Regions from separate parts of the Homo sapiens genome. Here region 1 is linked to region 2. Evidence: read pairs that join two places in POLR2A ChIA-PET (ENCODE). Cell type or tissue: A673. All regions are shown on one strand. Each heading gives the region's core, and the rest is flanking DNA. Links, peaks and the distances in the headings are about the cores only.

Region 1 (2,918 bases), core at 146-2,645, 270 kb before region 2:
GATAGGCGTTAATGTTGCCCAAAAGAATCACTTAAACACCAAAATGTAGTAGACGAGAATCCAGATGAGACACTTGTCGCAAACATTAAAGATGAATTTTTTTTACAGCCATGAAAGCAATTTAATGATAATTAGGGTCCAGTGAGTCTTTGAGGAGGACTTTTCCATGGGAAGGTGGGGAGTAGGTTTCAGTAAGAGTGAGAACTGTAAAGTGAGATTATTTGTGGGGTCACAGGCTTTTGAAAGGTGTTGATTTGGATGCCATGTTTTTCAGCTTAGGTGATCTCTAGGAGATAATGGAAAAGGGGATTTTCTCCTCTCCTTGCTTGAACGTTAATTCAGTATATATATATCTGCTGTCATTCAGTACCCCAGAACTAAAATTGGGCATGGTATTTCACTAGTGGCTTTGTGGACTCAGTACCCGTGGAATCAATGGATTTGGGGCTGGAAGGAATTTAGAGATAATCTAGCCTGAACCCCTTTTTTAAAACGACGCTTCTGTGAGGTAACTAATTCATGTTTTGGGACGTATTTTATCAAACTCAGATGTAACGCTCTAGTGCCCAGCATTATCTCGGTGAGTTTGAAATTTTGTCATCTTCCAGCGCCTGTTTACCACTAGCATGCAGTGCGTGTGCTGATGGTAAAAGCCTCCTCCACTCTTCAGCCTACTCGTTAATTTCCCAAAAGTCCTATATGCCGCACAGCCATTAAATTTAGAGACAAAAACATGAATTCAGGAACAATGCTTATTTAAAATGTTATTGTAATAACATACAATATTGTAAAGATAGCCTTAAATTGCAGGTCTAAAGAAAATGTCCCACAGTGGAACCTCATATCATTCCATTCATACTATTCCAACAAAGGTACTTGATTTCTGATTTTAACTGCTGAAAGTCTTTTTTTCTTTCCCTTTTCTTTCTTTAAATTTTGTTTTTAATAAGCGTGTTGGAGGGCAAGTAGAGAAAGGGGAGGGATGCATGCAGACCAGAGTAATGAGATTTTTATGTTGACCGCAATGCGTGACCTTTTCTGCAACCAGTGAGTGCTGGGAGGGATGGACAAAGTGAGGTTGGGCATCCTGCCATTAACGTCAGCACATCACTGCTTCTCAGGACGTGTCAAGTGAAGTGGGGGAATAAATCATAGGGGCCGCGTACTACAGGTGACACTGGGCTATTTCTAGATGCGTGGTGTGTGGTGAACTTCTCCAGCAGTTGTTTAGGGTTACCGTAACACATCATTCACATCTCATTAAGTTGTTACGACCCCGCATTTTCTGCTGCGTAGAGTGACCTCCGAGTCCCAGCTGTGGCTTGTTCTGGCCTTGACCTTTTATCTGATGATGTTGCTCCCAGGCTGTCACTCCAGAGGCCGCTGATGTGGGTGGGCTGAGTTAAGCCCTCATTCGCTGCAGTCCGGCCCAGCTGTTCTCGGCCTCCCGCCGCCGCCGCCGCGCACCCGGGGAGGGCGGGCGCACCTCCCCATCGTCAGGGATGAGCCCAAAGCTCGCGCGCCCCTCGCGTGGAGGCGCCGCGACCCGCCTTAGGGGCTCGGAGGTCACGCAACGCCCGGAGCTAGCGCACGGCGATATAGGGTCCGTGGCGCGGGGCTCCTCCCCGCCCCCGCCCTGCAAGATGGCGGCCGCGCGCGCCTCCCACGTGACCGGCGCGCCGGCCCCGCCCCCGGCGCCCTTTTGGCCTCTTCCCGCGGAGGCCAGGCTTTGGGCTAGCGCCGGAGACTTCCAGGCGGACTCGAGAACCACGTGGATGCTGCGCTGGGCCGTACTGGGCCGTGGCGATAACCCTGGTAAAGGGAAATTCGTGTGGCAGCATTTCCCCCGCCCCCCCCCCCCCCGAAAGTAACCTTTTAGACACAAGTATGCAATTTTAATTGGGAGTCATTCTTTTTCTTAACTACTAAGTGAAGCTCTTTGGTGTGCCAAACGACGTATTTTCAGCCTTACTATTGGTTAACGTAAAGTTAGCATCTTTTTAATTCTCTTTTCTATTAAAGTAAGGGTATACTGGCCCAGAATAGTGCACCTGGCTCTCACAGGACTTCCTTGTATCCAGTACTGAATCAGCTTGTCTATTAAAAAATTTAAAAACTAATGACATTTACAGACAGAACATGTCTTTAATGCCAATTTTATATTACATGCTTTGAAGTTGACTGGGCCCAGCAACTGTTAGTGACATGCCATGGTTACAATGTTAATAGTTGAGGTATAACACGTACACAGGTTGCCGGTAGAATATATACTTTTTAGGCTACATTGGAAATACAGGAAAGCTCAACAAGGATGTTTTTACTTTTAAGAGTAACATTTCTAGAGTTTTTCTATTATTTGGATGACTTTATGGTAAATATTACATTGGATTACAACTTAAATGTCAGCAGTTTTTTTAGGAGGCTTGTACATAAATCTCACATTCCTCACACAACTGCGGTGGACTGCCAGTAACTTGTACAAAATTCAGCAAAGAGGCCAGGGAGCAGTAGTGAAGTCACTCACTACTGTGAGTGTCCTAGGAACTCTGTGTGATTGTTACAATCCTGTGTTAGGAAGTTACAGACTGCTTATATAGCATAGCTGAAAACGCTTGGTTTTTAAAATGGGTGTCTTCCTATTATTAGGAAGCCAAACTATAAATTGTGTGTTAGCAACAAAAAAATGCCTATGTATTTTAAAAGGTACTAGTTTTGTTGCTGTTTCATTGAAAAGACAGGAAGCAAGACATGCAAGCAATGTTTGCATACTTAAAGACATTCGTTAACTGTTCGGGAAAATGGGTATTCTCATTTTGGAGGTTTAGTCCCCAACTAGCGACACAAAGGTATAAGAAGCATAAAATATGTAGACGATCATAGTAGTGGTTATTGATTAATATGGTATGACGATTCTCTGG
Region 2 (2,918 bases), core at 104-2,603:
TTCAGGCATCTCTCTCCATTCATCTATCATAAACCATTTATTTATGATACCCTTGTAGAATACAGTGTGTGTTCTACAGCAGAAGTGCAGTTCTTTGACCTTCCCTCACCTGTATTCATATTGAAAATATAGCTGAGGGTTTTTGTTTATTTGCTTGGGCCTTACTGCTTATAAACAGAACATATCTCTTAAATGTTCATTAAAACATTTTTCCTCTTTTTAACAAGTATAATAGTCAAGATCTCAACAGGAAATAGCACACTTAAATCAGGAGAATTTTAGAAGGATGTGGACAGGGTATTGGGGAACTGCAAGGTTTAGTGTAGAAAATGCCTGAAATTATCAACTGCTGGAGATGTTATTAACCCACACCCCAAAGGGATGAGTGGAAGAAGAGATTTATAGAACCTAGCAGGAGATGCTAGACCCTTTAGCTAGAGCTGACTGCACCTTGAGAGAACTTCAGACCAGGGCACGGCCAGCTGGAGGCCACCTAATAGGGAGGGTGTCCGGAGAATAGATACCCTTGACCACACTCTCTTCTCTCCCCACCCCCCACTGGCTGAATCCAGTGGGAGGCAGAGTGCATAGAAGGCCCTTTACACACTTGTCACTTCTGGGGACAGAGAACAGGTGGGGAAGGTTTTGAACAACAGGGATATCCGAATGTTCTTCGTTTGCGTTATAAATTAACGCTTTAGAGTTTGTGTTGCATAAAATGTAATTTATTTGGGTCAACTGTATAGTTTTTGTGGTTTGATTATTTTTAGTAAGTTCAGTCTTCAGTTATGTTTTAAAGCTGGCTCTATAGTTAATATTAGGTATATAGTGGTGATCTCAACTTTTTTTCTGCTTCTAGATTAGTCATGGATAATGCATACAAACTCACCTATAACATCTTTCATTATATGCAGTTAAAATTCTCAAGGGGAAAGTGAGTGAGGGTGGCTGAAGAATGGGCTGTTTGTCTCGGGGGAGCATATGAAAAGAAGAGTCTCTGTTGTAAAAACCCTCTCAGTTTGATATTTACTTTGGTTCATGTTACTTGTTTTGTTGTTTAGCGAGTTTCTGCTTATGATCCTAATAATAACCTATTTAGAGTAGGGCTTTATTTTCTAGAGTGCCTTGAAGCTATTCGATGCTGAGCTGGCTTCTCCGGCTACCTGCATTCTTTGCATGACTTAATAGTGAGCTTTTGTAAACATGAACTCAATCTTTAGGGGTAAGAATCTCTTGTCACTGTTGGTGGAGGAGACATAGAGAGAAGTTCAGCTGAAATCCACTTTTACTTAACCAGAAATTCCCTTTGTTGGTATTTGTGCAAATTAAGTTGAGAGTTGAATTACAGCTAATTCCTTCCTTCCTTGCTTCCTTCCCTCCCTCCCTCCCTCCCTCCCTCCCTCCCTCCCTCCCTCCCTCCCTCCCTCCCTCCTTCCCTTTCTTGCCCTATCTCCCAGGCTGGAGTGCAGTGGCATGATCTTGGCTCACTGCAGCCTCCTTCTCCTGGGCCCCAGTGATTCTCCTGCCTCAGCCTCCCAAGTAGCAGGGATTAGAGGTGCCCACACCCTGCTAGTTTTTGTATTTTTAGTAGAGACGGGGTTTCACCATGTTGGCCAGGCTGGTCTCAAACTCCTGGCCTCAAGTAATCCGCTTGCCTTGGCCTCCCAAAGTGCTGGGATTACAGATGTGAGCCACCACTCCTGGCTGCTAATTTCTAATTAATTGTTCTGAGTAATTAATTTTTAATTGTGAATTTGCTGAGGTGACATGTTTTGCCTGGTAGGTTTGATGCTAAAGAGATGCATCAAGCAGAAATTGTTAGTTAGTATATGGAGCCTCCCTCTGTCCGTCCGTCGCCCAGGCTGGAGTGCAATGGCGTGATCTTGGCTTACTGCAACCTCTGCCTCCCGGATTCAAGTGATTCTCCTGCCTCAGCCTCTTGAGTAGCTGAGACTACAGGCATGCACCACCATGCCCGGCTAATTTTTGTATTTTTACTAGAGATGGGTTTCCCCATGTTGGCCAGACTGGTCTCAAACTCCTGACGTCAAGTGGTCCGCCTGCCTCTGCCTCCCAAAGTGCTGGGATTATAGGCGTGAACCACTGTGCCTGGCCTCTGTTTGTTTTTATGTCCATGGTTTCTCATATTTCTTTCCAAGTCATAGGCATTTACCTTCTGTCTCTTCAGCATTTTAACACATTTTCTTACCTATGTCTTGTTTTTCTCATATTTCATATTTAACTTTTATGTCATTCACATTTGCATACACAGAGCATCACTCCTAGTCTCTAGGAACACATTGGCTTTGTGTTGTTTTGACTTATGTCTAGTACCATTAATATTTTTACTTTTTCTATTTTTTTTAACCGTTTTTTCCTTGTTGCCTTTCTTTTCTCTCACTCCCCTGACTACTTTCTTGGCCAGAATGTGTGTATGTGAGCACCCAGAGGCAAAGAAGGGCTAGAAGAATGAGCAGAGGGGGTTATGAGGATACGAGCTACCCCTTTTTCCAGTTGTTGATGGAAGAGAGGCCAAAGAAAAGAAGAAAGGTTGGCTCACCAGTGGGTCAGAGGAAGGACTGAGTGGCCCAAAGAAAGGGAGGAGCATGGAGTCTGCAGGAACTGCAGAGCTGAGCCTGAACAGCAAGAAAACAGTGGAGCAACCCAGGAAGGAAGTGATAAGGTTCCCAAGTCTTTTTGGAGGGGTACATGTGGGGAAGAGGGCAGATTCGATTCCAGGGAAGGAAAAGAGCAAAGTGGAGCCTGAGCATGTGGGGATTAACACACCCTCCCAAGCAGAATAATTTTGATGATTGAAACTGTTCTAAGCATCACAGTTACAGTATTTATGGCTCCAGAACATCATAGTGCTAACTAAAGTAGGGATAGCAGGACATGGACTTCAAAATGCAGCTGGA

What was found. Peaks named below come from ENCODE experiments on the same cell type or tissue, not always from the same donor. Only the 100,000 strongest peaks of a DNase experiment are listed, where the experiment ranks them.
Region 1: POLR2A ChIA-PET joins it to region 2 with 14 read pairs; 2 of 35 experiments call an interaction of 5 or more read pairs at or near these places.

Annotation. Positions count from the first base shown.
Region 1 is chr18:62,525,167-62,528,084 of GRCh38, forward strand. All of the region lies in intron 1 of ZCCHC2 (zinc finger CCHC-type containing 2), which reads left to right. Among named protein-coding and RNA genes, the nearest start is that of ZCCHC2, 3.6 kb to the left of the region's middle. RefSeq lists a silencer at 1,356-1,775. In A673, for the core only: no CTCF peak of the experiment used is centred there; a DNase peak (open chromatin) is centred at 1,665; H3K4me3 peaks cover 2,132 bases; H3K27ac peaks cover 1,416 bases.
Region 2 is chr18:62,799,637-62,802,554 of GRCh38, forward strand. The region is part of intron 1 of PHLPP1 (PH domain and leucine rich repeat protein phosphatase 1); the gene reads left to right. Among named protein-coding and RNA genes, the nearest start is that of PHLPP1, 86 kb to the left of the region's middle. In A673, for the core only: no CTCF peak of the experiment used is centred there; no DNase peak of the experiment used is centred there; H3K27ac peaks cover 435 bases.